Regions from separate parts of the Homo sapiens genome. Here region 1 is linked to region 2. The links are chromatin loops, found by intact Hi-C in ENCODE. Cell type or tissue: gastrocnemius medialis. All regions are shown on one strand. Each heading gives the region's core, and the rest is flanking DNA. Links, peaks and the distances in the headings are about the cores only. Region 1 overlaps RBFOX1 (RNA binding fox-1 homolog 1). Region 2 overlaps RBFOX1 (RNA binding fox-1 homolog 1).

Region 1 (16,306 bases), core at 6,484-14,483, 60 kb before region 2:
TTGCTATTGTGATTAGTGCTGTATGCACTAATCTTACAACCACTTTTGTACTAGTCCAGAATCTATTAGTTTTAATGGACAGCTACCCAAATCAAACTTGCTTAAGCAAAAATGGGGATTTGTTGATTCATGAAACTGGGATAATTGAAGGTCAGTCGGTAGTAAGTGAATCATCATTTAAACGCTCAGCACTCTAATTGAGATATAAACAGATGTGATTGTAAGAAACACCATGAATAAAGCTCAAACACTTACAAATGGGTGCAAGCCCAAAGAATATTTTAAGTATGTGGTTATATTACTTAGAGCAACCGCACAACAACCCTGTAAGGGGAGTGTTATTGCCCCAAATTTATAAGGGAATTAATTGAGGTTCAGAAAGTTTAAGTAACTTGCCCAGGGAAAAACAGCCAGGGATTTTCAGAGCCCAAATTTGGACCCAAACTTCTTATGGCTTCAATAGCTGAGTTCCTGATCAATATGATACATTGCTATTACGATAAAAATAAGTACTTTTTATTAGTAAACTGGAGACCAGAGAAATTATCTATCTATCTGTCTATCTATACGTATACATATACATATACATATACATATACATATACATATACATATACATATACTTATACTTATATTGTTTGTTTTTTGAGACGGCGAGATGGTGTTTTGCTCTGCTGCCCAGGCTGGAGTGCAGTGGTGCGATCTCATCTCACTGCAACCTCTGGCTCCTGGGTTAAAGCGATTGTCCTGCATCAGCCTCCTAAGTAGCTGGGATTACAGGTGTGTGCCACCATACCCGGCTAATTTTTTGTGTTTTTTATAGAGACAGGCTTTCACCATGTTGGTCAGGCTGTTCTTGAACTCCTGACCTCAAGTGATACACCCTCCTCGGCCTCCCAAAGTGCTGGGATTACAGGTGTGAGCCACCATACCTGTCCCAGAGAAATATGTTTTCAAAAAACAAACAAACATGAAATACGTGGAAAGGCAGCATAACATGGGATTATGTATGGGGCCAGATTTACCCTTCACAAGCTGTGTGATTTTGGGCAAGTTACTTGACCACTCTGTGTCTTGTTTTCCTCACAGTAATATGAAGATAGTCATAGGATTTACCTTATAGGATAGTTGTGAAGATTAAGTGAGTTAATATACAAAGGAGTTAGAAGATGTTTGGCAAATAATAAATGGCATATATAGTTTATTTTAAAATATTTTAAAATAGATTGTCATGTAAGAGCCAGAAAGGAAATGAGGTCACTCAGAGTGGTTCCTCTTTTGATGTCCCCAGGGTGTCCCACAAGGACACTGCTAATCTGGGGAGTTGAAAATCCCACCTGTCAGAGGCTCTCTGTTGCCACCAGCTGCCTGGCCATGACATCGCAGAGAGACCATCTTGCAGCAGTCAGCCCCTTGGCTAATCCTCTCCAATGAGAGGTTCAGCTGCACAGCTTGGCACAGCTTGGTTCTGGGTCCCTCACATCTCTGTCTTGTCTGCAAAACTAGGCTGTATAGTCTCTGAAAACACAGTTTTATCTGCTACCTCCTTTTCTCCTCCAGTGCTGTATTTGGTGGGTTCCCAGTGATGGCTAATACCCATTCATTGGTCTGATAACATATTTTTTCCCCTGGTCTGAAGCTGGAGAAAAAAGCTTCAGCAGAGAGAAGCCATCTCCTGTTCTGAGATGACTGCTAGTTATCGGACAAGGGAATGAAAGATGTGTTTTGCACTTCTTAAGCACAGACTTGCTTTTACAATATGGGGTGCCTTAGCACCTGCCCCATGTTGTTTGACCTTCTTGCCACCTTGAAAACCTGCCCCCTGCCAAGCTGTGGTGAATGCTGACTGGCAGGTTCATAGCGTCAAAGTCACAGTGCTAGTAAACACGTCAACGTGATTTCACGTGAAAACAGCCATCCAAGCTGTTAATATGAGCCCGCCTTAAGGGATTTTGACTTTGCGCATGCCTGCCCTTAGTAGAAAGTACAGCACATCTTGCTACCTACTTGGAAATCTGATGGACAGTCAGAAGCTCCTCTGGAGTCCTTTGGTGAATTTCACAAGAGCCATCAACTCTCTACAATGATGGGGAATATTTGGGGAGTTACATGCGCAGTTTTCTGGGATGAGGGCACAATTCAGAGTGGTCCAATTTCAGAGTGGTTCATGCCTCAAAAATAAGATTGAGGAACCGCAGTTTCACCCTTAGAAGAGGCTCAATGGTATGGGAAAAAGCCAAGGAGAAATCAGCCCTTGAGGTGGAGATGATGCCTCAGCTTCACAAAAAAAGGGCAACCTAATAATCTCTTTATCTGTCCTCCTCCTGCGTTCCTTCCCCTTCTGTTTTCTCCTCCAGTGGTTATTCTTTCCTGGTGTTCCCTGGTGATTAGCCCATTTCCATGTACCTCTGACTTTCTCTTGCTTGGGAGGCATTTCCCCACTTCCTGAAGACTCAGTGGTGGGTGGTGTAGGTCAGCTCTTCTCCAGCCATCAAAGTCTTCTCCTCCTCTCTCTGCTCTTTGGATTTGTATTCCTTTACCTCTAAGGACTGTTGGGATGGTTGAGATTGACTAAGGGGTGGAGAGTAAAGGAGATGAAGAAACCACTCAGATTGAGTTAAAATGTCCAAGCTAAGACTGGGCACATGGCTCATGCCTGTAATGCCAGGACTTTGGGAGGCTGAGTTGGGAGGATCACTTGATCCCAGGAGTACCAGACCCGCCTGGCAACACAGCGAGACCCCCATCTCTGAAAAAAAGTTTAAAAATTGCCAGACGTGCTGGTATGCACCTGTAGTCCCAGGTTTTCAGGAGTCTGAGGCAGGAGGATTGTTTGAGCCCAGGAGTCGGAGGCTGCAGTGAGCTATGATCATGCCACTGCCTTCCAGCCTGGGTGACAGAGTGAGACCCTGTCTCAATAAATAAATAAAATAATTTTCTAAAAACCCAGGCCACCATTTCTCAGAGTATATTAATCCATATCGCATTCAAAAAAAAGAAAGCCTTCTTATAGTATTGAGCACAAGGGAGTTTTGTAGTTTTGTAGCCTCTCAGTTCATGGGGATAGCTCTGTGTTTGACTAACTCTACGGCCTTGGCCAATTCACTTCCCCTCTCATGGTCTCAGTGTTCTTGTTACTAATGTACTAGATGGAACAGACTCTACTTCATAGGAATGAAGAGGGGATAAACTGAGATAACAGATACAATGAAATGAGTACTGTGTCTGGCACATAGTAAGCATTGAATAAGTGGTAGTGACTCTGTTAGTGATGATGAAGAAGATGAAGATGTAGGAGGAAGGAATGAAGAAGAGAAGAAGCCAAAAGCCTAGCACAGGTCTGATACATAATTCTCAAAAAGCAGATAATCCAATAGATAGCAAAATGAATGATGAGTGGATGGGTGGGTAGACGGATGGGTGGATGATGAGTGGGTGGATGGATGGATGGTGTGTTGGTCATCAAATCAGTTTTGGAAAGTCTGGATCAAACAAGATCCAGCAGTTTTTTGTTTTGTTTTGTTTTGTTTTGTTTTCTTCTTTACAGGACTTCTCAGGTGCTTTTATATGCTAATAGTCATCATGAATTCCCAAGAGGAAGACAGGGCAAGCTGAATTTCTCCAACTCATTTGTCCGTGGTGTCCTTTTTACAATGAGCCATCTGATGAGCCTTCTATCCATGCAAAGTATGCCTTGCAAGATGCCAGTCCAGCACACTTAGCTTCTAAAGAGAAAATAATAGGCAGAAAGCTCAGGTGGTTCAGCCAGTTCAGCAACTGAATGGAATTAGTACAAAAATCCTCATTTACCAGTCCTGGAGACCTGTGCTGTTAGGAGTGGCCTCTGTGTCCAGCTCCTGTAGGGTCCTGGAGCACAGAAGGCAGAAGATGTAGAGAGTGCACAAAGAAAAGTCCAGCGGAGTAGCTGCATCCTCCCCCCTTCTGAGAGGCCTCAGGGGGTATTTGTTTGCCTCAAGCAAGGTCAACAAATTCTCAAACCCAGTTGTCATTCATCCCCAGACAGGTCAGAGGTCGGTTCCTGAGGCATTGTTGATCTCAGCAGAGATGATGTGCAGGGTTGATATTCTTAGATTTGCTCATTCAGCCAGTCAGTCTGGCTTTCAGAGGAGAATCAGGTCAGGAAGCGCTTAATGAACCAAGAGGAGCATGGTGCTGCCTGAACCACTGGGGATTTGAGTTTGTAATGACTATCAGCAGGCTCCTCACTTACAAAACCTACTGGAATTTTCTTTGTGCATCTCCATAACCATTTTTAGAGATGTGGTTAGTACTGCTGGTTAGAGTAACCCAGGGTCCTGGATTCTTTAAGTTACTTCTGATTTAAAGGTACCATCTTCATCATCCCTAAAAACCATAAATTGAACTTGATATCCTTTTTACTGTTTTGGTTTCAAAAATTGCATTTTCCATTTACAGAAGCCATATACCTATCCTTTGTTAATTCCTGGGTCTTAGTTTTTTGTTTGGGACATAGAAGAAGGAGGTAAGCTCTTCAACAAGAAGGCACTTCACAAGTTGCATTTGTTAGCACGCTTTCATTTGAGCAATTAGCGGTTGAAGGGAGGAAGAGTTTTGATATCCCTGGCTTGATCCTCCAACCAGCTGCTAATTCTGTTGTCACTATGACAACTATCAACAGCCATTTACTGAGTGTTTGCTATGAGCCTCTGAGCTAAACACTGCAGTATACTGTACTTATTTAAATCTCTGGACCACTCCATGTGTTATGGCTACTCGTGATATTCTTATTTCGCAGATAATAAATCTGAGGCACAGAGAGGTTAAGTGATGTGCACGGGAACACACAGCTGATAACTGGTAGGAACTGGGCTTTTAATGTGGTCTATGTGGTTTAATGTGAGCTCTTAACTACTATACTATGGTGCTTGCAACAAGGGAGCCAGGCATGGTAAGAAGTTGCCAGGAGGTGAGAGAATGTAATGCCACAAGAATAACATATGCTTAGTACATACTTGTCATTCTCATAAGAACTTCCCATGGAACGGCTCATTTGCATACACTAACTGAAAGCAGTCTCTAAGTGGGGAGATGTGACTTCTCTTCTCCGGGTGTCTTTTTTTGCTAGATTAGTCCTCCACTGAGATTTCCAATGGGGGTGGTTGTAATCTGGAGAGAGGTTGGTTGATGGTCTGGTGTATCCTGTCCACAGTCTATGGAAGCTTTTCCTATATTCCCATCTTGATAATTTGATGCGGTTGTGACTTGGGTGTCACATTGACAACCCTTTTGTAGCCATCCTCTCCTTCACTGGGAATTCATTTGTTAGTCCTTGGTATTCTAAATATTATGTAGCATCTCAGGGAATTTTTCTTGCGGTCCATGCTAGGTAATGCTTTTCCATGTTCTCTTCTCACCTACGCTGGATGGAGTTTGAGTGCATGTCTGGCAGTGAGTGTCATTTCTCAGTTCTGGTTCAAGCTGATACCCTAGTGTCATCATTCTTGATGACTCAGCAGGTATTACAGGCATGTAGGGAAACCTGACTCTTGGTAACTGACCAGGCACACATTCTGTTGTTTAACCTTGGACAAGTCACTTGGACTCCCTGCGCCTCTGTCTCATCCCACAGGTAACAGATCATTCTCAAATACTTATTGAGCAACTACTCTGTGCCCAGTCCTGGGTGAATGGCAGGCAAACACAGGGATTGAGGAGGTGGTGGAGGGGATAGAATGGAAGCACACCTGTGTGATAATGCCAGCTAGGCCTTTACCATCCCAGGGCAAATCACTGCTGATGTTTCAGAATCTCAGCCCCATAGATCACGAGTGCTGGGATTGGAGCAGGAGGTAGTGCTGGGAAGACCTGGCATATGACTGCTTGTGGAAGGATGGGATGTATATATAAGCAGTTTTACTGGGGGGATAATAGAATGGAAGCTCGAACAGCAACATCTGTATGGGGTGTTGGTGGGGCACTGAAGACAGACAGAGCTGCCATGATGAGCAGAGAGATGAAAAAACAATTTTGAATGGGTGCATTGAAAACATTCTGAAGAATGAATTAAAATTAACTAGCACTTTCTGGATGCCTTCCAAGCACCAGGAACACCCACCTTCAGCATGTCATTTCACTGCTGTAATGCATTTATGAGAGGGTACAGGTGTTTTGTACCATCTTAGCCCTGATGGGAGTAGGGCTCAAGGATGAGTATATCGTCCTTAATCAGAAACATAAAAGGGCGACAGAGCCCAGATCCCCCAGATCCAAACCCAGCCTCTCCAACTTTGAAACGCAGGCTTTTCCTACTGTTGTGATGCCCTCAGGTCACTTGTGATGACCTTGGAAACATAGGTAGCTCTCAGTGGTCTGGGGGCCCCTGGCAGCCCCTCCACCTTCCTCACACTTTTTCAGTCAGTCATTTCTGGAAGGATTTGGGAAAACTTCATTTGCTAGTGGACATTTTAGTCATTGGGTGAGCAAGAAGAAATGGCATACTTCCTTATTTGAGCCAATCTGCCTTCTCAAAAGTGTGATCACTATTAAAAGAGTCATGATATGGTGTGGGCAGTCTCTGAACCAAACACAATGCTGAAATGACTTTCGGACAAAGGTGATGGTGCACTTAGTTCTGTCTTGGGTGGCAGGGACAACTTTGCAGAAGCTGTCATGGAACATTTGACTTAGGCCAACAAGATTGATCTAAAAGGAAGAAAGGAAGAGAGGAAGGAAGGGTATTTCTGCATAGCAGGCAAGTTTAAATGGAAAAGTGGATTCACAGAGGTATTTGGCAAAGATAATTTGCCAGTGTGGTTTGAAGAAAAGAGTGATCTGTAGAAAAACGGAAAATTTGTATCGGAGGATGAATTTGGACAGGGTAAAGTGAGGAATATTATGAAGGGCCTCAGATGCTGTAGGAAATTTTCCATTACCCACTTTTGTCTGGAAACAAAGTGAGTGATTGTGTGAGTAATTACATAATCTGCACAAATCTGTATTTTGAAATAAACATTGTCAATATCCAAAAGATAAGAAATGTGATGATAGGATCAGGGAAACACTCTGTTTTATGCATTTTGTTTTGTTCTGTTTTGATAGTCAACAAATGGCAACTGACAGCTTCTTTTTAGATAGCTTTTTAGAAAGCAAAGAATGGTTGGGTTGATCCTACAGTGAGCTCCTGACCTGTGGGAGAGGCAGCTTTTTCGCAGATATGATTATTGGTACAAAGAAATGTGGCTCAACATGCCTAGATCTTCCAGTGTTTCAAGAGATAGCATAAATCTAGATTTTATATGAGATGCCCCCATTAAACAATATTACCTTTTTTTTTTTACACTGTGCAGACAAATCATTATCATGATCATCATCATCCCCTTCTGTGGACTGGACTTGGTCCCCACGGCTGCAGGTTGCGATGTTGACCGACAGAATCCATGAGGCAGGAGTTGGTCTTCTCTAGATACCCCCTGTCTCTCATCTTCCAGACACAGCCAACACTTCTGTTTCTTCCTTCTCTTTCATTGACGTCTAAACTTTGAGAGGCTACCACTCAGAAGGGCCAGTCACTTATGTTGGCTCTCTTTGTTAGTCTGGTGTCAAACTCCTGGGCTCAAGTGATCCTGCTGCCTCAGCCTCCAGAGTGGCGGAGACTCAGGTGTGCACCACTGTGCCCAGCTTATGTTAGCTGTTAAGATCTGGGAAAGGAGGTTCTGGGCGCGGTGGCTCATGCCTGTAATCCCAGCACTTTGGGAGGCTGCGGCAGGTAGATCATGAGGTCAGGAGTTCAAGACAATCCTGGCCAACGTGGTGAAACCCTGTCTCTACTAAAAATACAAAAATTAGGCAGGTGTGGTGGCGGATCCCTGTAATCCCAGCTACTCGGCAGGCTGAAGCAGAAGACTAGCTTGAATTCGGGTGGCAGAGGTTGCAGTGAGCTGAGATCATGCCATTGCACTCTAGCCTGGGACAGAGCGAGACTCTGTCTCAAAAAAAAAAAAAAAAAAAAAAAGAAGACCTGGGAAGGGAGATGCAGTATCTGACAGCCAGAGCTAAAATGCCTTTATCTAGAACAGGAAAAGAGGAGTTAATACCTAAGAAGGAAATGTCATCATGGAAGGTGGAGATAGATGGAAGAATTTTTTTTTTTTTTTTTTAGGTGGAGGGATGAGATTGAACTATCAAAGCCTGGCTAAGAAAAAGCAAAATCCTTGATGGAAATCTCTGGCACAGGGAAAATGAGCAGAACTGGCACCAAGGAAGCATTAGGAGAGAGAAGAAGATAGTGGGGAAGCAGAAAGGAACAGCAAAGGAGCGAGTATTTGCCATTGTCTTGAAGTCTGACTTCTTGGATAAAATACATACCCTAGATTAAGGGTTAGCAAACCATGGGCTGTGAGCCCAACCTGGACCATTGCCTGTTTTTGTATAATCTTCGAGGTAAGAATGGTGTTTGCATTTATAACTGGCTGGAAACTTTTTTTAAAAAAAGAATAATATTTTGTGACCTGTAAAAATGATAGGAATTTAGTAAATACAGTATTACAGGAACATGGCCACAATCCTTCTTTGGTGTATTGTCAACGGATGCTTTTTCACGCTACAACAGCAGAATTTTGAGCAGTTGCAGCAGAGATTGTAAGTTCTGCAACACCTAAAATATTTATTATCTGAGTGTTTACAGAAAAACATTTACCATTCCCTGCCCGTGATGGGCAGAGCAGATGGCAATACACGGCTCTTTATTTGACTTCCGTATGTTTCAGGGATCTGCCTGTTTCTTAGCCACTACCAGAACTGCCCCACTCTCCTTTCACCTTGCTGTTTCTTCCACTATTTAAAGTTCCTGCATTACACCGTGAGCGTAATACCACATAATAGATGTTGAGTAGCCCGACATTTGCCATGAACCATGTGCACTGCCACTGGGGAATGGAAAGACACACGACATAGTGTCGACCTTCTAGAGGAGGCTCCAAGAAGGAAGAATCACAGCTCAGCAATACTAGGTGCTTCCCATTTGGGAGAGCAGAACCTATGTTAAGAAAAAGAGGTTTTGTTTAGTAGTTGTTATTTATTTACAGGCTTTATGATTAGTGGAAGGTTTTGAACGAGGACGAAGTCAATACAACTTCAAAAACATAAGTACCGCAATCATACAGGACAATAATATATAAATACAAAATCAGAATCAGAGAATGTATGAGTAATGGTGATCGCGACTGGAGGTGGGAGGGACAGCCCTTATTTTCACACAAGATAAGGAAGATATTTGTAACTCAAGAACAGCAAAAGGTTATTGTATCATGGCGTTCTTAAGAAGAAAACAGAAAATATCCCCGGCACAAGGTATAACTATATATCTCTATCCTGTATGTAATATATCTCTTATTTCTATCCTACTAAAATCAGCAGATTCTTTTATATATAAGCATATATACACACAGTCACGTGTCCCTTAACATTTGGCACTGGGTATGTTCTGAGAAACTGGTCAGGCAATCTTGTACTGAATACTGTAGGTGATTGTATCTAAACATAGAAAAGGTACAGTAAAGTATAACATTATAATATAATCTGATGTGACCAGCATGATATATCCAATTTGTCATGGCCTGAAATGCCATTATATATACAGTCATCCCTCAATATGGTGGGAGATTGGTTCCAGGACCTCCCCTCAGATACCAAAATCTGCAGATGCTCAGTCCCTGATATAAAATGGCCTAGGATTTGCATATAACCTATGCACATCTTCCCGTATACATATTAAATCGTCTTTAGATTACTTCTGAAGCCTAATACAATGTAAATGCTGTGTAAATCATTGTTATACTCTATTGTTTAGGAAATAATGACAAGAACAAACAGTCTGTATATGTTCAGTGCAGGTGCAGAGGTTTTTTTTTTTTTTTTTTTTCTGTTTTAGATGATCTGAGGTTGGTTGAATCTATGGATGTGGAACCCCAGAATATGGAGAGCTCTGTGTGTGTGTGTGTGTGTGTGTGTGTGTGTGTGTGTTTGTGTGTGTGTGTGTAGAGAGAGAGAGAGAGAGAGAGAAAGTTACATAAATACAATGGATCACTATCTTCTCTGCAGTTTCCAGCTACCTCTTCCTCAAGTTTGCTTATTGAAGCATTCTTGATTAAGAGTAAGGGGATATAGTTACCTCTCTTCTATGCTCAGGAAACTAAGAGTCTAAAGCTGTAAATTTGTTGCCTGAATGATGGAATTAAGTCTCCTGCCTTCTGGTCCAGTGGTCTTTCTATTTTACAACACTAAAGAGACAATTTGATCTGACACAGGCCTTACCTAAGTAAGTAAGAGCTCTCCCCTCCTGTTGATTGCTAAAGGAAAGCAGACGGGAGAGACACGTCCGTCTCACAGTGATGCTTCTGTCCTCCCCGGTAACTTCTCAGAAATGTGGTGTTGAAAGTCATCGTCAAAAGCTAAAGTTAGAAACAGTATCGGGCTGTTGAGTAAGAGGGGTCAGTGCGCAGCTGTTATGGGAGCTTTTTGAATTGTACAACGTGGCCACTTTGATGCATGAGAATCAATTACAGAGAAACCTTGTCAAGATGGCCAAAATTCAGCCTTAAATAATTGAATTCTCTGCCAAACCCTGTCCGCCGTCGTTATCTAGAAATGCAATTATGCAGCTAAATCAAGCAACTAAAATTAGTGTAGTGTAAAAACACCTTGGCTATCTGAAAGTGGAGGAATTGACATTTGGATTTAGAAAACGCCAATAGTTGGATATGTTTGGCGGTGTTTGAAGCTCTCTCCCAGTTTCAACAAAATCTATATCAAGTGTCCTGTTTAGAGTGAGCAGTGGAATGTGGCCAGTGAATGTTTCATTTTGAAGGTGATTTTCAGTGATTCCTGGGACTTGGGCATTATTTGAGTGGATTCACTTCATCAGAACTTCATATTATTGCTTTCAAAATTGTGGAACTACACACACCCACATGTCTTTCTAATAAGAAGATTAGAAGACTGACAATTTGATTGTTATCTGAGCCTTCAGTCTCAGGTCAAAGCCTTCAATCTGAAACCAAAGATGTGTCTGTACCAATCATCAGGAAAACAGGGAATACATGATAAAAGTGGCTAATAGCTGCCGGTACTGCACACATCATGTTATGGTTCTAGGACTTCATTTAATGATAACACAGCCTTTTGAAGTAGGGACTATTATTATCTCAGTTTTCCAAATGAGTGAACAGGGTTCAGAGAGGCTAAGTAACTTGTTCAAGATCACACAGCTAGTGATTATACTGACACCCAAGTCAGTATAATTCCAATTATATTAATTAATATATTAATTCAATTGGAATTAATTCCAATTCATGTCATCCCCTAGGAATTTATCTGCTCCTATGTAACATATCCCAAATGATTGCTTGGGTATTTTCAAACACCAGAAAGATTTCAAATCTGTGCTTGAATGTATTTTTTATCCATAGTTTTGGTGCTTGTTAGCTATGCCTTGAAACTCTGAGAACAAGAAGACATCTCTTGTTAATGTATTGCATATTAATATATCACAGATGAAAGCTCAAAATAAAGAATGTCGTTAAAAACACAAAATAAAAGGCATAGAAAATGTTATTACAGACTGAAATACAGCAGTGAAAACAGTGTTGTGGTTAGGAATCGGGCTCTGGAATGTGTTTGTAGCTTCGCACTGCCTTGTACGAGCTATGTGACCATGAGCAAACCATTTAACTAGTATCAGCCCTGTTTCCCATTTGTTATATGGGACTGATAATAGTACTGACTTCAGAGACTTGTTGTGAGAATGAAATTACATAACACGTGTAAATAATTTAACTCTGTCTCTCTGCGTAGCACACATTGTGCAAATACAAGCTGGCTGGTAGTTTTATCTTATTTACAAATTGCCACTTTAAATTTGAAATCAGAGAGAGAGCGGGAGGAAAACTAGACTGAATATCTTCTTATTTTTTTTCTATCAGTGCCAAACGTTGCCCACATTAACCTGCTGGATTTGAATTTTAACTCGGAGGCGATAATCACATTAATTTACATTTCTCAGTTTATTTTTCCCTAAAAATCCCATGTAGACCCCATCCCTTGCTCTTTTGGCCAAATTCAGTAGGATGAGCTTATATCTCATAGCCTGGTTCCCTCTGTCACTTGGTCTCTTGGTCTCTCTCTCTGTCTCTCTCTCTCTCTGAGAACTAAATTAATGAAGAGTATTTGGTTAGTCATGTTAGGCAAGCTGTTCCCAAAATAGCACCTTCCATTTTGGTAGCTTCAACTTTGCAGCTGCTGTGTCTCTTCGTCGTCTGGGAAGAAAACTTTCACATTAAGAGTTGCTGATGCGGATTTTCTTTCTTTCCTCTCCCGGCGTTGATGAGTGCTTGGCTCCTGACAGAAGGGATTTGGCTCCCAGCTTTGTAGTTCGGAAGAAGTTGGGTCTATAGATTTCCCCCTAACTCTCCATTGATGTGTTGAGCTTCAGAGGGAATAATAACTCTACGTAAAGCATGCTGGCGTCTCAAGGAGTTCTCCTGCATCCTTATGGCGTGCCTATGATTGTACCGGCAGCTCCTTACCTTCCTGGACTGATTCAGGTAATTCAAGGCCTCTGCCAGCCAGCAACTTAACTCCAGAGTGCTCAGAGTAATAATTGGAATTTTTATGGTTGAGAAAGCAAACACTTTTAATACAGGAAAAAGCCCTCGCGTAGTCAGTGAGAAGACAGTAGGAAATCAAAAAGATGGATCACCCTAATCTAGCTATCGACATCTCTCATGGCTGAATAAATGGTGTAGTTGAGCTATATTTGCTTGTATTGATCTGACTGCTATTTAACATTCATGTCTTAGCTTCAGGAGGTTGACCACGGGGCAAAGGATTTGCTCTCCTTCTCAGCTTTCTGAGGGACTCAGTCTCCCAGAGCAGATCATGAGACAAAGTAACTTATCATGAGGTGACTCAGTTAAGAGCTTTAACCCAGGAAATGAAAGGAGCATGAAATATGCATTAATTCATAGGACGCCTCCACACGGATTGTCTATTTTCAGAGAAGGCTCTCCCCACCTGAATTTGAGTGGTGGCACTGAGGCAAGAAGGAACACTCTATTGATGGGTAATTTATGAAGCTCAGAGATTATTCTAGGAATCCCTTGCCAGATGTGTACATCTTAATGATGGCAAGAAAGTGGAGGGTTGATATGTGTGCTGGTTTTACTTTGAAGTCTTTTAATTCTGTGCAGAGAGGATTAATCTACCAATAAACAATTGGGGACCTTTTTTTTTCCCCCTCATCATAAGGTTTTCTTTGCAAGCAGGTATTGCCTTCCGCGTTTATGTCTGAAGTTCTCCGTTGAAAGCTAACATCTACTAGCGATAGAACCCACAGATCATAGAAATCCAAGGTGGCTTTTTGTTGTTATAATTAGTTTTTTGAGTATAATCATCCCTTTGCAATAAATTCTGTATCTCCTTTCTACAGAAAAGGAAAACAAAATATATTTAGGTACGTCCTTTCACCTTTACTCCTGTGCCTCCCTCTGTCCCCTCCAGCCCCTCATAGTTAAAAACTATATGATACCCTAGCTCATTAATTACAATTTCTGGGAACCATTCTGGTCACTTTTCCCCCTACCTCTTCTGAACTTTGCTGTTACCTTTTGTTAAGTGTACGAACCTGGGTGATTAGAGTCATCTGGGGGTGATTCCAAGTCACAACAAAACATTCTCTCTTTCTGGATTTATGGCCGTTCCTCTGTTTGGAAGCTTTTCTCTGTATTACCTGTTATAAACAAATGGGTCATCTGGAGAACGGTCCTTTGCAGCGTGGAACTTGTTGCGTCTTCCCTGGTATACACAGGCCGGTATGATAAGGTTGCCATTTCTGAAGTAGGGCTCAGTGGCAACTTAGAAAGTTAACAGGCCTGTTGCTGCTACTGGAAACGTGGGGTGAAGGTCGGCTGTTGGAGCTTTGTCAGACCCTCTGCCGACCCATCTGATAAATAATTACAGGCAAATCGTGGCCTTCACTCTATGCTGATTGATGCTGAAATTGCTTTTGAAAGTTCTCATAAGTTCCTGTTATAGATTAAGTGCCGGTGTAGGAAAAATAACGGCACCCACTGAAATGGGTGAATGTAATCAGGTTTAATGGACTCCAGAGCTTGTTGGGAATTAAATAACTATCGATTTGTTGGAATGTTGCTGTCATTACGAAATGCCACTCTGGACGTATTACCCCAGTGATAGATGAGAAGATGCAAGGGCCAGCTGAGAAATTGGGGAGGCCCTATTTCTTCCTCCTTTGCAGAGCATTTGAGAAACATAGCCAGTTATTTTTGGAAAGAACAAGTGGTCTTACTTGTAAATCTTAGCCTGATCATACTGTGTTTTTCCAAGCGACACCTCTGGTAACTAGTTACCCATAAGTTAGGAGAGCAGTTTAGTGAGGAGCCTCTAGACCAGCTGCTGTGATATGTGTTATCTCCTTTCTTTCTCACTGCTGTGGAATGCACTGGAAAGCTAACACACAGAGAGAAACTGGCTTTACTTATGGTTTGCTGAGACAGCCCATGTTATTTACCCTTTGGCATCAAGTAGCTAAAATCACCCCAGTGCAGTAATATTTGCAAGGGGAGAAAGGGCAGTGCAAAGGGAGAAAAAACTGTATCACTCACAGATGCTCAGCTCTGAGCCGATGTTTCTGCTGCCAGCTGTCCTGCATTGCTGCAGACTCCACTTGCTCACTAGTTTCTTGACCTTATGGGTTTCTTCCTCACTCAGGAGGCAAAGTATTTCCTCTAGGGAATTAAGGTTCTATCACCACCTAAATATGTCATTGGCAAGATGTTAAAATGAGCCAAAATAAACCATGTGTACTCCATCACTGGGAGTAATTTCTCTGTGACTGGAGATGTTGAAACAGAGTTCATAGTGTCCACTTGGAAGGATTGTTGTATTATAGTTGGAGATTACTTTTCAAGGTCTTTCCAACCTCAAGAGATTTTGTGGCAGAGTGCTCCCTTTTCATATTTTCAAGAGTCATTTTGAAAATTCAGACCAGCATCGCCCTGTTTTAGTTGCCTCAGATAAAGAAAAAAAAAAAAAAAAAAAAAAAAACCAAGTGATTTACCAGTCATTTGGTGTGCCAGACTTTAAGACGGCATCCACCTAATCCTGCAAAGGCAGTGGATGGAGGTATTTACTGATAGCTTCAGGAAAGTTACTCATACAGGATCTTTTATTCCAAGCAATAATTGATAGTTATCATCTGCCCTACCCTTCCTCCTTTAGGAAAATCAGAATCTTTATCATATTGGATCTCCTGAACCCATTATTTTATGTCTACACTTGTTGTGTGTAGCCAAATAGAGAGTTTTTCCCTCCAGCCAGGTAGAGAATGACAGAATGACTATGGAGAATTCAGCTGAACCTGTCTGGACTGTCTCATGTGCAGAAAAAGCAGAGAGGAAAGGATAAGAGTAGTATTCCCAAGTGCATTGTACAAATATTGGCTGCTTTCCCCCTTGATAGAGATCCCGATGTTGATATCTTTGGATAAGAAGAACCAATGTACTACTTAACACTACTTATTTCTGAATTTCTAGTGATGCCTTGAATGATCAGTGAATTGTCTGACCTGGTAACACAGGAGCCTCAGTCACTTGCCCAAGTCAGCCTCGAGTCCAGAAGCTACTCAGAGGTCTTAGCCAAGCCATGGACCATGGCCAAATGACATAACCAAAACAACAGCTTTGTAACTGGTTAGGCTATTTGGTTAGTGTTTGGGTCTAATGTGTTGGCTCTGGGCTGCAAGTGTGGACCCTCACCCCTCAATCTAGGTATCTACCTCATAGATATGCCCTTGGGCCATACATGGCCAAGTCACTTTCACTATTGGACAAATCGTTCCCATTTCATCCAGGTCTGACAGATGATGAGTCAGCAGATTATTTTCCTGGATGGTTGATGGTGTAAATAGAGCCATATTCACCTCATCATGCATTTGTTCCTTCAGTTATCCATTCACTGTATACTCAACCTATAACAAAAGTGACAGTCATAGCCACTGAACTGTGGGTTCACAATCTAGTGGAAGAACTAGTAGGTAAACCCCAACTATAAGACTATAATGAAGTCAGAGGGAGGAAATGATAGGTAATGATTGTTGAACACAATATTGTCATGTGCCAGGCTCTGTGCTAAACACTTAGATTTAGGATCTCAATTTATTTTTATAATAAACGTAATGCAATTGGGCAGTATTTGTCCACCTTCCTATATCTGTAATTGTAAATTCCAAAAAGCTCTGAAAATCAATTTC
Region 2 (16,306 bases), core at 5,099-13,098:
ATTTTATTAACAGCTTCACAGTGTTCTGTTGCATGAATATACCCTAAAAAGAGGATTTGTTTTGGCATTGGTGCCTGTTCTTTTTCAGTGTTATTCATTATTTTGGGATGTTGCTTTTATTATTTTTCATATTTTATTTTATTTGGTAGGAAAAATGCAAATGTCCCACCGTATGGATTTGGGATTTGCAAGTCAGGAACAGTGGGCACACTTTCCCTTAATGGTTGGCGTAGGCATTTGGATACTGAATTTACTGTTTATATCACGGTTTCTCCACCTTGGCAGTGTGGACGCTGGGCTGGATCATTCTCTATGTGGGGACTGCTGAGTGCTTTGTTGGGCATTTGGTGGCATCTCTAGCCTCTCCTGACTAAATGCCAACTGTAGTTCTCCCCACACTGTGATGCCCAAAGATGTCTCTAGACTTGGCTCACTGTCCCCTGGGGGATGAAATGTTTCTCCCTTTGAGAATCCTGCTTTTACGCGATTGGATTCTTAAGTTGTCTGAAGGATGATCTTTTCTTGTAGCATTTATAAATCAGTTGGAAGTTGGTTCTGGATTACTGCCTAAAATAAAATTCAACCTATTCTGAGAAAACAATATATTTGAGTAGGGACTAATTACCTCTTTTTTATTTCAAGTGACAAAAGCCAATATATCACACTTAGCCACTATGAAGACTCCATTTCAGTAAACTAATTAAACTAATCCTATCTGGACTCATTATTCTCAGTTCCACTAAATATTTTAACAGTTGAGATTTATCTCATTTCATAAATTATATCATACTTAAAGCTATCCACAGCCCTCAAGAGTTTATTTTGGACTTTTAAAAAATGTGACTTTAAGCTGCTCTGGAATGTATATTTTTCATATCTTTTCTAGATAATCATTCACCTTGATTATGACTAATTATTAAACATGATATATGGCTTTAATTAAATGAAAGTACTTGGTTTCTTGTTAGCGCTTATTAAATACTGACAGTGTTACAAAGATAGTGCAGCAGAGGAAATGGCATAACTCACCGAATTGATTCCATTTTCTTGCTGTAAGCCAGTGAAGATACACATTTTAAGAGACTGATTAATGCGCAAGATGGCAAGAACAGTGTTTTTCATAGTTAAAAGGAATTAAAATCTGTGTCCATCCTGGATTCATTTTCTAACAGAGGATAGTCACCTAATTAAAACGTTAATACACATCCCGCTATTTGTATGTACGTTCCAAAGCCAGCATACATTAAATAGAAATTTATCCCAAGTGCTTCATGGAGAAGCCAAGAGGAATAATGCCTAAGTACCACTTCAGAGTAAATTGCTCCCTACTTATAATCGTGTAATGCAATTAAATTGAGGAGCTGTAAGCTGCCTACATCAAGTATGTTTAGTTTAGATATTTGCCTTTAGACATCTCCCTGTAAAGGGTTCCACATTGAAGAGAAAAGAAGGAACATCTAGCCAATGAGCTGTTCATTAAACTTGACATATGGTAAGCAAGGCCAGAAAATGCCTAAAGAGTAGAGAATTTTCTTTGGTATCTAAAGAAAAAAAAATGCAATATCCAGTTGATCTTAGATTCTGATTCTAGCAGGTGTTCATGGTACAGTCTTGTTCTGTGCTTCATTCAAGAATGGGAAATTCTTGTTTATCCCGTTGTCCATGATGTGCTTATTTCTCATGGCATGCCTGTATCAAAACATCTCATGTATCCCATAAACATACACACCTACTACGTACCCATAAAAATTAAAAAAAAAAAAAACGTAAAATGCAACAACACTAGGCACGCATTTTATAATATAACTTCTCTGCTTGGACAAAATTAGGCTCCCCAGTGGAGGCAAAAACAAAAAAAGCAGATGGCAAATATGTTAGTGACATTGTTTTAAGTGTTTGAGGTCATGGAGTCTTCACATTGAAATAATCTCTTGAATTATCTGAGTTTTAGGCTAGCCAGGGCCAAGGTGCCAGCTGAATTAATGAAACTTGGAATTCATCTTTTGAGTTCCCAGTGAACATCAGGAAATACTTTCCTGACATATTGACCTCCTTATTATCCATTTCCCATTCTCCATGTTGAAAACCATTTCATATTTGAGAGCTGAGAATATGACACCTTCATGATAAATTTAAAAATAAGATGCAATATTATTCCAGAATTGCCTTAAGTTCCCATTCTGTATATTAAACGCCTATTCAAAGGGTATTCAGATCCAAGTTACATCATACAAAGTATGTTAAAGTATCCCAAGTATGGCCTGGCGAGGTGGCTCAAGCCTGTAATCCCCGTACTTTGGGAGGCCGAGGCGGGCAGATCACAAGGTCAGAAGATCGAGACTATCCTGGCTAACATGGTGAAATACCATCTACTAAAAATACAAAAAATTAGCTGGGCATGGTGGCATGTGCCTGTAGTCCCAGCTACTTGGGAGGCTGAGGCAGGAGAATCACTTGAACCCAGTAGGTGGAGGTTGCAGTGAGCAGAGATCGTGCCGTTGCACCCCAGCCTGGGCAACAGAGTGAGACTCCATCTCAAAAAAAAAAAAAAAGTATCCCAAGTATGAGAAACATCAGTATAAATAGTGAGAAAACATATATACATATGTTCTTCTTATATTTACGGGAGAGATATGTATGCTTATCTGTGCTTTTCATATATATATGAAACATATATGAAATATATATGAAACATATATGAAATATATATATGAATATGAAAAGCAAGGAGTATGAAACTTATATATGAAATATATATGTATGAATATGAAAAGCAGGGAAAAGGGGACAGTCATTTAGTGTTGCTGCTGAAAATTTCAATATGAAAAACGAGGAATATATAGCTCAGGTGCAACAGGCACCTTTATATTTATACCATTACAAAAACATGGCTCTCCTGGTATTTTGGTTCTTGAATTTAGGCTTGGAGCTGATATTGAAGAGCTGCTTATTGCAGTGGGTTTTCATGCCAAACATAGCTGAGTTTGAATGACATTTCTGTTACTCTGGCTACAGAATCTTGGGCAGTATCATTTATCTATCCATCTGGGCTTTATTTTTCCCATGGGGAAATAGGAGGGAGAGGGGTCATGGAGTGAACAGCTTTGCAGGCCATGCCAACTTTGGAATTAGTGGAGAGAATATAAGGTAAATAAGACCATCCTGTAATGACAACCTAGACTTAGACTTGCACGAAATAGAGATGTAAGTCAGGATGAGTCTCTCATTCACTCAACAAATATTTATTGAATGCCAACCCTTCTCAGCCGCTGGGTATTCAGTGGTATAGAGTGTGAACAAAATGCTGCTGGCATAGAGCTTATATTCTAGTTGAAAGGAGGCAAACAATAAATAACTGTGTAAATTAATATATGGTTAGTGACAGGTGCAAGTCAGATAATTAAAACAGAGAGTGGTGGGGAGCTCTAGAAAGGCTCCTATGAAGAGGTAAGTTGACATTTAAGCTGAGCTCGCAATGGCAAATCATGCCAAGGCAGAGAGAAAGAACATTCCAGGAAAATACCCTAAGAGGAGAGGACCTTGGAATTTTTGAAAGATGAACAGATCCCTGGAAAATAGAGAGAGGGGCACCAGAGAGGTCTGAGAATTGGGCAAAGGCCAGGTCATACAGGATTTTGTTAACCACGATAATGAATATAAGTTTTATATGAATTACGGATGCAGAGATTTGCATTTCACAAAGATGACTGCTTGCCACGTGAAACATAGACCAGTGGGGCCCAGGAGAAGAAGGCAGGAGAGCAGTTAGGAAGCTGTCTGGGAGTCCAGGCAAGGGGTCATAGTGGTTTGAACTGGAAGGTGGTTCTGAAATGGAAGGTGAAGGAAATGGAAGTACCGTTGTAGAAAATTAACAGGCAGATCTGGGAAAACCCAGTGGAGGTGAAGGGAGTGAATTAAAATGATTCCAGGATGGAGAGGTCGGGGCTTGGGTGAATGGTGCCATGGAAAGTAATGGAGGTATCTCAAATAGAAAGTAGTGAGTGGGAAGAGCAGGAGTGAGCTTGCAGAAGTTCTAGCAGAAATGTGAAAGGCCATGGTTATTTGCCAAGATGGAAGATAGATTAGGTGGTGGTCATCTCATTTGGGCGTTGAAACTTGTTTTCAAAACCTGTACCTGGTTTTGATTTCTACACAGGGATGCAACTGGCAGATGACATCTCAAGAGGTGGGTTTGTCATGGTGGTTATTATTGTACATGTGAGACTTTTAGCTTTTAAGGTTTTTGGTTTTTTTCGAGATAGAGTCTCGCTGTGTCACCCAGGCTGGAGTGCAGTGGTGCGACCTCGGCTCACTGCAACCTCCGCCTCCTGGGTTCAAGCAGTTTTTCTGCTTCAGCCTCTGAGTAGGTGGGATTACAGGCACATGCCACCATGCCCAGTTACTTATTTATTTATTTATTTATTTATTTATTTATTTATTTATTTTTTATTTTTAGTAGAGACGGAGTTTCACCATGTTGGCCAGGCTGGTCTCGAACTCCTGACCTCGTGAACCACACGGCTCAGCCTCCCAAAGTGCTGGGATTGCAGGTGTGAGCCACCATGCCCAGCCAGCTTTTAAGGTTTTGCCACACGCTAAACAAGGCATGGTGAGGACTCTTGGGTTTGAGATCCCAACAGCCTCAGAGATATCAGATGTAGGGCAAAGCGGGTATCTGCATCCCCCAAGTTCTTTCCTTCTCACTAAAGTGCTTGAAGTACTGGTCCTTTATGATACTTTCAGTTCTGGAGTACATGTGCAGAATGTGCAGGTTTGTTACATAGCTATACATGTGCCATGGTGGTTGCTGCACCCATCACCCCGTCATCTACATTAGATATTTCTCCTAAAGCTATACCCCCCAGCCCCCACCCCCCAACAGGCCCCAGTGTGTGATGTTCCCCTCCCTGTGTCCATGTATTCTCATTGTTCACCTCCCACTTATGAGAACATGTGGCGTTTGATTTTCTGTTCTTGTGTTAGTTTGATGAGAATGATGGTTTCCACCTTCATCCATGTCCCTGCAAAGGACATGATCTCATGTTTTTTTATGGCTGCATAGTATTCCATGGTGTATATGTGCCACATTTTCTTTATTCAGTCTTTATCATTGATGGGCATTTGGGTTGGTTCCAAGTCTTTTTTATTGTGAACAGTGCCACAGTAATCATACGTGTGCATGTATCTTTATAGTAGCATGATTTATAATCCTTTGGGTATATATCCAGTAATGGGATTGCTGGGTCTAATGGTATTTCTAGTTCTATATCCTTGAGGAATCGCCACACTGTCTTCCACAATGGTTGAACTAATTTACACTCCTACCAACAGTGTAAAAGTGTTCCTATTTCTCCACATCCTCTCCAGCATCTGTTGTTTTCTGACTTTTTAATGATCTCCATTCTGACTGCCATGAGATGTTATCTCATTGTGGTTTTGATTTGCATTTCTCTAATGACCAGTGATAAAGAGCATTTATTCATATGTTTGTTGGCTGCATAAATGTCTTCTCTTGAGAAGTGTCTGTTCATATCCTTTGCCCACTTTTTGATGGGGTTGTTTTTTTCTTGTAAATTTGTTTAATGTATTTGTAGATTCTGGATATTAGCCCTTTGTCAGATGAATAGATGGTAAAAATTTTGTCCCATTCTGTAGGTTGCTGAAACAGGCAGTTTTTTGAGTGCTTGCCACACACCAACCATTGTGCAAAGTACCTACCATGCATTATCTTGCTAAATTAGTATAGGATTAGTAATAAATTCTATGAGCTATGTTCTATTTTTATCCTCATTTTATAGATAAGAAAACTGAGACCCAGGTATTTGATTAATTTCACACAGCTGATAAAGAGAGGATGTGGATTCTCTAAGTCCAGAATTGAGGCCGTCAGTCACTGGATCGTACTGACATGATATTCATTCATATACCCCTGTCTTCCAAATGCATAGATGTACAATAGCTGTCAGGATTGTATCTCCCTGGGTCTCGTTTCTTATCAAAATTGCACATTTGCTGGCAAGAAGAGAGTGGCACATTGATCTCAAACTGTGAAATAAATCCATACGCCTTCAGAGAGGTTCTTCGAATGTATGGTCAAGCATTGCAAAAGCCGCTGTGTGTTTGGAAGAAAGGTGAAACTGGAAGGTCTTTGGCTCAGGGTGCCATTAGGAGTGGTGTCGGTGGCAGCTGTGGGCCATCATGGTACACATCCTGCGTCAACTCCAGGCCTCCCCACAATCCCATGAACAGCAAAGCCCCTCATCTTTTGAATGCTGGAGAAAGCTCCGTACGTGTAGGGCTTCGCCATCAGTTTAAAACGTCTCTGGAATTCTTTGATTATTTTAATGTGCTAATTTCTTGAGCTTTGTTTTTGTGCTGTCTTTGATTTTCCACTTTCGCCTTTATTTTACGCCATTGTTGGAAGGGTCAAAGCATCCCAGAGCTTAATGGCTCTCTTGTTCAGCTATTGTGGGGGGAAAAAGAGCAAAGCAAACAAAACAAAACAAAATATCCTTTTTTTTGTTTTGCTTTTTTTTTAATTTAAAGGCATCCAAAAAATTGTTTCTTTTGCCTTTGATCAAGATCATATAAACATAATCAGTGTTTATTGTGTTTGCATAATCGAAAATAGCAGGAAACTGATCTCAGATTGCATGGAGCTAGAAAAGATTAAGCCTTTCCTTCTTGGCAGAGTTCTACAGACACACAAGGTTGGTGTGATGGATGCAGCACTCGGTATCCATGATGTGTTCGGGAAAATCCTCAGAAGAAACTTGCATTGCTTTCTGGGGAAATTCCTGAATACAAGTGGCAATGAGATGCATGAAAATTATTTTCAGCTGATGAATACTGTCTGAACATAACTATTGCTGGGGTGTATAATTTAAAATCTGTAGAGTGAAGTGTGCAATATATGGGCTTTGGGATACAACAAATATGGATTTAAATTCTACTCCTCCTTTTTATCATCTCTCTGCCCGGGATAACTTGTTTCATCCCCTTCCCTGAGCTTAAGCCCCCTCAACTGTAAAAGAAAGATAACAACCCTTACCTCATATGGTTCTAGGGAGGACAACATGAGATAATACACATCCAGGCAGTCCCCAACTTAAAAGTGGTTTCACTTACTTTTTTTTTTTTTTTTTTTTTTTTTGACATTATGAATGACGTGAAACCTTTCTGTTTTTTCACATTTGGTATGGTATTCAATGAATTCCACGAGATATTCAATACTATTATAAAATTAGCTTTGTGTTAGATGAGTTTGTCCAAATGTAGGCTAATATAAGTGTTTTGAGCTTCTTTAAGGTAGAGAAGACAAAGCTATGATGTTCAGTAGGTTAGGTGTATGGAATGCAATTTTGATAGAATATTTTCAACTCACGATGAGTTTATAGGGACATAACCATATCATAAGTCAAGGAAAGCATGTACGCAGAGCTTAATAGAGTGCCTAATACAGAGTAAGTGCTTAAAACATTTTTTTAAAGTGTGATACAAGTTCTTTGGAGAGCCTGAATGAATTGGGGGTATGGCCATATGTAATATGTTCAGTGCAGCACCATTCTTTAATAAATTACAAGTTGGTCTATTTCTTTGTTCCTTTTTATTTTTATTTTTATTTTTGGAGGCAGAGTCTCACTGTGTCACCCAGGCTGGAATGCAGTGGTGTGATCACAGCTCATGGCAGCTTTGATCTCTCCAGGCTTAGATGATCCTGTACCTCAGCCTCCTGAATAGCTGGCAGCACAGGTGTGTGTCACCACGCCCAGCTAATTTTAGTATTTTTGGTAGAGACGAGGTCTTGCCATGTAGCCCAGGCTGGTCTTAAACCCCTGGGCTCAGGTAGTCCTCCCACCTCAGCCTCCCAAAGCACTTGGATTACAGGCATGAGCCACAGTGCCCAGCCAGATGTAACTATTTAATGAAATGTTGATTGGGGTGTGCTTGCTTCCCCTGAAGCCTGATTCTTGATCTTTGTTCTGGACTCCAGGACCAAAGATATCATTGCTTAATCTTGCGAACAACTCTGGAAGATCCTTACAGAATGACTTGCTTTAGCCAAATCCTATGGTAAGGCAAAACACTACCTAAAAACAATAATAAGCATAATTGTCATCCAGATATGTTGGGACCCTACAGAGAAATTCAGAAGACAATCTGGCTGGAGTTTACAGTATGTACAACAGCAGTCTTGGTTAGGCCATGGTATTATAATTCAGCAACAACACCAATAATAATATTGGTGGTTAAAATTTCTTGAGTATATAGAATGTTCCTTCTAGTATGCTTAAGGCTTGATATGCATACAATCTTTATGGCACCCTGCAAAATCCATGAGTCCACTGCTGTTTTCCAAATAAGAAGATGGGGGTTGTAGTAGTCCATTCTCATACTGTTATAAAGAGATACCTGAGTCTGGGTAATTTATAAAGGAAAGAGGTTTAATTGGCTCACAGTTCTGTGGGTTGTACAGGCTCTGCTTCTGGGGAGGCCTCAGGAAACTTATAATCATGGCAGAAGGTGAAAACGAAGCAAGCACATCCTCACATGGCCAGCAGGAGAGAGGAAGACAGAAAAACAGAGCGAGAAGGGAGAGGGGCTACATACTTTCAAACAAACAGCTCTTGTGAAAACTCTATCAAAAGAACAGCAAGGGGGATGTTTGCTCCCATTATTCTGTCATCTCGCACCAGACCCCTCCTCCAACACTGAGAACTACAGCTGGACATGAGATTTGGGGAGGGACACACAGCCAAACCATATCAGGGGTCTAGAAAGGTAAACCAATTTTCCCATAACAATAGAGAGAATACATTATAATAAGTAGGACTTGATCCAAATCTGAGAGACACCCAAACTCATGTTCTTAACTATGAGATTTCGATACTTGGAGTCAGAAGACTTGGGTTTAAGTTTCAGTTGCAGGGACCTTACTCACATCTTCTAACCTCTCAAAGCCTTGCCATATCATCTGTTCAAAAGAATACCTTCTTCACAAAATTGTAAAGACTGAATGAGAAAATGCACCTAAAGCATCTTTGCACATCGCAGAGATTATGCAAGTATAAGGTGCTATATTTCGCATTAACACCTGAGCATAGATCATTTTCGGATTGTGTGAGGGATGGTGAATTTATAAATTTGGTGATTTTTGATGAAAAGAATCAATATGCTGTCTCTTTACAGAGGAATTAGTGGTTATAAGAACTGACAATGCATTTAGAGATTTGTTTTTTTCAATAGGACAGAAAGAGACTATTTTCTTTCCATTTATAAGAATATGAATGTGCTTAAGGGAGGACAGATTCCAACAATCGAGTTGTTTGCTGTGATTTGTACGCCCTGGGGATATGGAGAGTTGGGAATGTAGAAAAATTACAATTATGGAATAAAAAAAGATCCAGGGAGAAGGATTTTTTTTACTGCCTGTTTTGCTTGTGTGGCTTGGAACAGGGAGTTTCCTGGAGGGTGTGGGGTCTTCCTTGCTGACCCTCGTGCTTTTTGGAGGCTCATTGGTAAGCCTTGTTGTGCCTGTTCCTTCTGCTCCTAGTCCTTAAGAACATAGCTCTTATCCTTAACTGACCTTTTGCACTGAATATGTGACAGTTAATCCACTGGAAGGTTTTAGATAGGCAGCATGTCCAGACACTGCCCCCTGCACGTGACTGGCCCCACCTCCGTCCCACCTTGGTGTTAATCCCATGGGGTGGATTTTCTAGGCCAGTCTCTTTTTAGAATAGCATTTGCTGATGTCCCTCTAAGAGAGTTTTTGGGCATGTGCCCTGGTTTGTAAAAGAAGGGCCCTCATGGAGGTAGAGGAAAGAAGTTTCGCGTCCCAAGATCTCCAAGGATACCAATTATAGGGGTAGCTGGGTACCTGCCTCCCTCTGCTCTTCGTTTCTCACCGCAAGAGCTCTGCTATGATTTTCTCCACATCTGGACTTCTTTCCTCCCTTTCTTGCATAGCTAACACCCATGTGTGCTTTTGGACCAGTTTCCTTGTCCCGTTCACAAAATTAAAACTTCCTTGACCTCACTGACTTGGTTAAGTACCTTTACTGTATCACTTTATAACTTCAGTACCTTCATTTGTAGCTTGCATCATCATTTCAGTTTTACAACTTTTTATGTAATGATTTGGTTTATGATACTCTTCCCCCAAAAGACTGTAAAGGCCATGCAGATGAGGACCAAATGTGTTTTTTCTTCCTACGCATCCTCAGCATATGTGCCTTTTATACAGTAGGCTTTTAACAGTGACTAAAAGGAAGAGTGAGTCGGTGGATGGATGGAGAAATGAATGAATGAATGAATGGGTTACACAACCAGCCTGTCCAGACACTGATTCTTTTACGTAGGCTGAGATTCCTGAGGTAAGGGACAAGGATATCAACTTGCGTTAGTTTACCTTATGCACTCCATCGCAGCCTAAACTGTCACTGATTACTTGCTGCCCTTAGAATACAAGCTCTCTCTGTCTTCCTTCCCCTCCTGCCTTTTGCAATCTCATTTCATGCTTTGCTCATTTGCCACCACAATACTTAAGCCAGGCCAGAATTATTTTCAGTGTTTGAAAGTTGCACACCCACTTCTCCCTTGCAGATTCTGTACACGCTTTTCCTCCATCAAAAATGTTTTATTCTGCCTCTTCAAACATTGCATTTTCATAATCATTTTCAGACCTCTGCCTACATGTCCCTTTTTCATGGAAGCCCTCCCTCCCTGAATCCTCTAGGTTGGACAACTTTCCCCTGTAGTCCCCTTGTATAGCACCTTGCATTTCCCTCCAGATCACGTCCCAAAATTATAATGAATATATGTTTGCATTTGGACAATGGCCTGTTTCCTCCACTCAGGAGTAATAGCTACTTGAGGAAATGCCTTGGTCATCAAAAAGTGTCTGGCTCCTAGTAGGTACTCCACAAGCAGTTATCAAATAAAATTGTAAAACCCAGGCACTCTTTATGGTCCTACCAAAACCAGTGACTTGAATGGGAGATATTTAGGGTCAAGGAAGAAAGAAGGCAGGCATGTTCATATTTATTTACCTCCTGTGGGTTTGTGATGGCCCCTCCTTCTTCTTGGGCTAGAGTCAGAGCCACTTTCTCCTAATCCCCTATAGGTTAAGCTGAGTAGGTGATAAAGCCCAAGTCATAGTAGCATAAGCACAAGGAATTCTGATTATGTTAAGAAACTGAAAACTTCAGGAGTGGTTTTGGCTATTGGTCATTGCTGAATCTAAGGGTTTGCATAATTACTGTAGGGATGTCCTCAGTCCGTGGATTGTTTTGACTCTCTTTGGTGTCTTGGTTTTTTGTTGTTTTGGTTTGGTTTGGTTTGTTTGTTTGTTTGTTTGTTTGTTTGTTTGTTTTGAGACAGAGTCTTGCTGTGTCCCCCAAGCTGGAGTGCAGTGGCATGATCTCGGCTCACTGCAACCTCCGCCTCCCAGGTTCCAGTGATTTTCCTGCTTCAGCCTCCCGTATAGCTGGGACTACAGGCCCATGCCACCACACCTGGCTAATTTTTGCATTTCTAGTAGAGACAGGGTTTCACCATGTTGGCCAGGCTGGTCTGGAACTCCTGACCTCAGGTGATCTGCCTGCCTCAGCCTCCTAAAGTGGTGGGATTACAGGTGTGAGCCACCGCACCCCACCTGGTGTCTTGATTTTTATTGCTCCTTGCATATAGTCAATGGTTCTGAGATCTGACAGGAAATGCCTGATGGAAGAGCTATGGCCCATGCAGGATCTCACTTCAGACCTTAATCCTTAAGTTTGTGTCTGGGAAGATGGGGTACTTGATTGGCAAGATGCTCGTCACTTCTTGCTCACCTCTGGATGTCAATCCACAAGTTTTCTTTGGTATCTTCACTGTATGAAAAACCCAACTATAATATTACACTCAAGTACACACTTATAGGAGCACACTTTTTATATAGTTTCTATATAATTTTCCTACCCCATCTGTCTTAGGTCAGATTTCCTAGGGATAATGCCATGCCTGAGATGGGTGCAAGTGGTGAATTGAAGGAATGCTCTCTGGACAATGCTATAGGGGGTGGTGGTAATGAATCAGGATAAGGCAGAGGAAGGTATGGTTTCAGGGGGAAACATAGCCTCAGCCTGATCTTGTAAGAAGATCTGGATTATTCATTGTGCCAAGGATTATTTCACTGAGTCTTATCCCCACCCCGTTTCATCCATCTGTCTTTGGCCACAAGGTGTCCCCCAGGAAGGGGTGGTAGCCGCCTTACCCCTTACCTCCACCTTTACTCCAGGCATCTCTGGCTAAGGTGAATCATGCCAGCCAAGTCCAAACATTCAGAGAAGAATTCAGGTTGTCAGCAGTTAGCTGCAAACACCCACGTCAGCAGGAAGATGGTTCATCAAGCTAGGGAGGATGGCTGAGGCACCAGCTTTAAGGAGTCATAGAATGGCCTGGTGTGGTGGCTCACACCTGTAATCCTAGCCCTTTGGGAGTCCAAGGTGGGCAGATCACCTGAGGTCAGGAGTTGGAGACCATCCTGGCCACAATGGTGAAACCCCATCTCTACGAAAAATACCAAAATTAGCCGGGTGTCCTGGTGCGTGCCTGTAATCCTAGCTACTCTGGAGGCTGAGGCAGGAGAATTGCTTGAACCCAGGAGGCAGAGGTTGTAGTGAGCCAAGATCGTGCTACTGCACTCTAGCCTGGGCAACAGAGCAAGACTCCGCATCAAAAAAAAAAAAAAAAAAAAAAAAAAAAAGAGAGAAAGAAATAAAAAATAGTCATAGAATGAGAAAAAAATCTGAAATTAGAGGGATTGCTGTATAAATAATGACCTCTGCTTGTATTTTCTGAGTAGTTCCAATTTTACCCAGTCCCTTCTGTCTCCTTAGTCTTCAGCCTGAATCTCTTGCTTACCTCCCCTAATGGCCATATGGGGAACAGGATTTTATTAAGGAAACCTCGAAAGGGTTGACACAAGAGTCAAACCCCCACACCTTTAGATGCATAGGCAGTGAAACCAACCTGTACTTCCCATCTTCTTGCGTTTCCATTTATCCATTCCTCTTGGGGTCCAGGGTCATAGCCTCTCTACTGTACCTCCAACGGGTGCCACTACAGTGTCTGGATTCTCGATCACCACCTCCCTTTTCAGTTTACTGATCAGGCAGTTTCGGAGACCACGCCAGGGTTTCATGTGCCCCGGTTGAGGCATGAATAACAGCAGTTTGAATTCTCCTTTGTAATTCTCATCCAGGCAAGTCACTCTTTTTTCCTGGTATAAATGATCAGATCGCTGCTGCAGACTCATCCAGGATTCCTCTGCCTTATTGTTTTTCAATCCGTCTACTTCCACGATCCTCTCTTCCCACCCTCCTTGCCGTCCCCTGCAGCCTTCATGTCTGTGCATACATAAATAAGGCTGTTATGCACGCATGTGAGAATATATACCCATCATGGTACTGTGTGAGCCTGTGTACGTGCTGAGGAAATGTAATGGGCTGTGGTTGTGTGTTTGTAGGTGTATAATAAGTTTGCCGCAGACTAGGGGGATAAATAGAGCCATTTGTTGATTCAAACCAATTTTTTTTTCTCTTGAGTTAGTATCCAATCTGTAGCTAAGAACTGCTGACTACAGCATATTTCCAAGTGTGGATTTTTTTTTTTTTTCCCTGACAGCCAAGACCTAACTCTTGCCTGATCTATGTAGATGCATTGTTCAAATTACAAAGCTTAGGTGACAGAATTGCTCTTTTTACTGGGAGCCCCCAACACACCTGTCATCAGATAGAAGGGAGAATGCAGAAGTCATCACTTTACTTAGAAACTCAGCAGATGATTGAAATTATTTCTTACTACTAATTCCCCTTTTAGTGGAGATAAGCCGCTTTGTTCAGCTGTAAATGAAACATTAGGGTATTAACTGTGGAGCCAGAAGTATTGGGGAAGCTAAGATTTTATCTGCAGTAAGAACATTTTGGGCAATAAATTGTTTTGTTGGACGGAATACTAAATCTCTTGAGTTACAAAGAAGCAGAGCTCATTAAGGGGAATGCTTAAAGCAGAAAACAAGGCGAGACAAAAGCTTATTACCTTTGTTGTGGGGATTGAGGGGGTGTTTGCAGGTTCTCATGTATATGTAGCATGGAAGACTTATGCAGTACAGTTATTAAATAGATGTGTCTATAGACTTGCAAATGCTCTATGAATATGTCCAAGGGACAAATACATTTCTGAAATATCAATAGCAATCTGCAATAAGTTATGAATTTTGGCGTACATATTTACCCTCAAAGACTAGATTTTTGTTTCCTGCGGGTGAAATTTTCCCGTCTCTTTGCCACATCCTTCAGATTAATTGACTGGCATGGTTACATAAATGTTTGTAATAGAGAAGAGTAAGTGCCAGGGTTATCCAAAATATTGTCGCAAAATACACACCTAAATTAAGATAATTATGTGTTGGGAGCATCTATCGGCAGGGCTTGGCAAGGAGGGGAGCTTTCTCTTGATGGAGAGGAGGCTCTTTCTGGGACACTGAATTCATGAATGGTGGGTTCTGGATTCCCCAGGGTGCTCTCAGCTTGTAAGTGTCAGGGGAGGGGATTGAGGGCTGTTCTTTTGCCAATAACCAGGGCGGAAGGAGGACGAGAGGAAGAAGACAGTGCCTTCTTTTCCCTGGAGTTAGCAACCCTCTGCTGTGTCTCCAAGAGCAAGGCTGTGGCAGTACAACTGTCTACCTGTCTACACCGGCTGCTCCTTCTTGCCTTTGGACAGAAGATGACACTCACAAACTGTGGCCCCTGAGCAACAGTGTAAACGGGCATACCTCAGTTACAAGCGGATTCAAATGTAATGAGAACAATTTCAGAGCTATGCATTTTATTCTTCTGTTTTTCTCCCTGGATGACTCAGGGCATCTTTTCACAGACTCCCACCCTGAAGGTTTTTATTGCCATTTCTGCGCTTCCCTACACGTCCTGATTCATAAGTGGATGCTCAGGACACAGTCACTCAGAGTAGCTTAATACTCTGCGGACCTCACGTGCTGAGTTCTCATTCTGGACTTAACGTTACTTTAAGCTCAGTTTGTACCTTTCCTTGGTTCTGTCAATGGAAATAAGGACAACACTTCTCAAAACACAGCAGGTGGGCTGAGAGTGGTGACTTACACCTGTAATCCCAGCACTTTGGGAGGCTGAGGTGGGTGGATCACTTGAGGTCAGAAGTTCAAGAACAGCCTTGCCAACACTATGAAACTGCATCTCTACTAAAAATACAATCAATTAGCCAGGTTTGGTGGTGTGCTCCTGTAATCCCAGCTACTCTGGAGGCTGAGGCATGGGAATCACTTAAACCCAGGAGACAGAGGTTGCAGTGAGCCTAGAAGATGCCACTGCACTCCGGCCTGGGCTATAGGGTGAGACTGTCAAAAAGAAAAATAAAAGAAAAAAAGAAACATAGCAGGAAGGTAGCAGTGGACAAATGAAGTATTGGAAACACATAGCCTACACATTCATGTGAGCTTTAGGAGAACGTGAGGTCTAACTTGCTTAAAGAAAACTTAGCACATGAAAAATGAAAACTATTTTTTTCAGTGCATGAGTGATCATGATCTCTTTAATTAAAAGTGCACTGAATTGTAAGATCTTTTACCAAAATGTTACCATCTTTATCTTCTATCTCTGGTGCTGAGTGTAGTAACAGGAAGAGATTTCGAAGTGAAGACTTTAGTAAGATAGAATTGTGTGTATTGTGTTTAAATCTGGGGTGTATTTAAAATGTAATTGAAATCACAAGATATTTAACATGCTATTCACTTTGCAAGTGACTTTTCAGGACCACTTATCTGCAGACTGTAGGACACCAGTCTATGAACGTTGGCTTATAGGAGCACCAGGTCTCCAGTTGAGTTAATTCCTCATACTTGTCACATAGGGGGCATACTAAGTCTTCCTGAGATGAGTAGAAACATAGATCCACATAAAAATGAAAAGAACCCACTGGTGACAGAGGGTCTCAGAGCCTCCAGTTTTTTTCTGAACTTTGAAAGTCAGTACCAAAGAGTCAGAACTGAATGGAAGGACACTAAAATCAATACTTTTCAATGTAACATCACAAGCGTTGGGACTCTGAAGAACTTGATGACACATGATTCAGAAGCAAAGTGATATTTACATAGGAAGACTGTCCTCGCCCTCTGGAATGATTTTGACATGTGTATTCACTCTTAGTTTTGGCTCTTAGAGTTTAAGTAATAGATTTACGGTGGTATGAACACAGGTGTTAAAGAGTTCTGGGTTCAAGTCTTGTCCAC

Evidence for each region. A loop is a pair of places that touch in the nucleus more often than their neighbours do. Peaks named below come from ENCODE experiments on the same cell type or tissue, not always from the same donor. Only the 100,000 strongest peaks of a DNase experiment are listed, where the experiment ranks them.
Region 1: it touches region 2 in a loop (7-fold over the local background); 6 of 110 quality-filtered maps call a loop at or near these places.

The regions. Positions count from the first base shown.
Region 1 is chr16:7,320,508-7,336,813 of GRCh38, forward strand. The region is part of intron 4 of RBFOX1 (RNA binding fox-1 homolog 1); the gene reads left to right. Among named protein-coding and RNA genes, the nearest start is that of LINC02152, 970 kb to the right of the region's middle. In gastrocnemius medialis, for the core only: no CTCF peak of the experiment used is centred there; DNase peaks (open chromatin) are centred at 10,394, 12,304 and 12,871; H3K4me3 peaks cover 3,390 bases; H3K27ac peaks cover 6,895 bases.
Region 2 is chr16:7,381,517-7,397,822 of GRCh38, forward strand. The region is part of intron 4 of RBFOX1 (RNA binding fox-1 homolog 1); the gene reads left to right. Among named protein-coding and RNA genes, the nearest start is that of LINC02152, 910 kb to the right of the region's middle. In gastrocnemius medialis, for the core only: a CTCF peak has its summit at 8,499; DNase peaks (open chromatin) are centred at 7,746, 9,675 and 10,375; H3K27ac peaks cover 7,132 bases.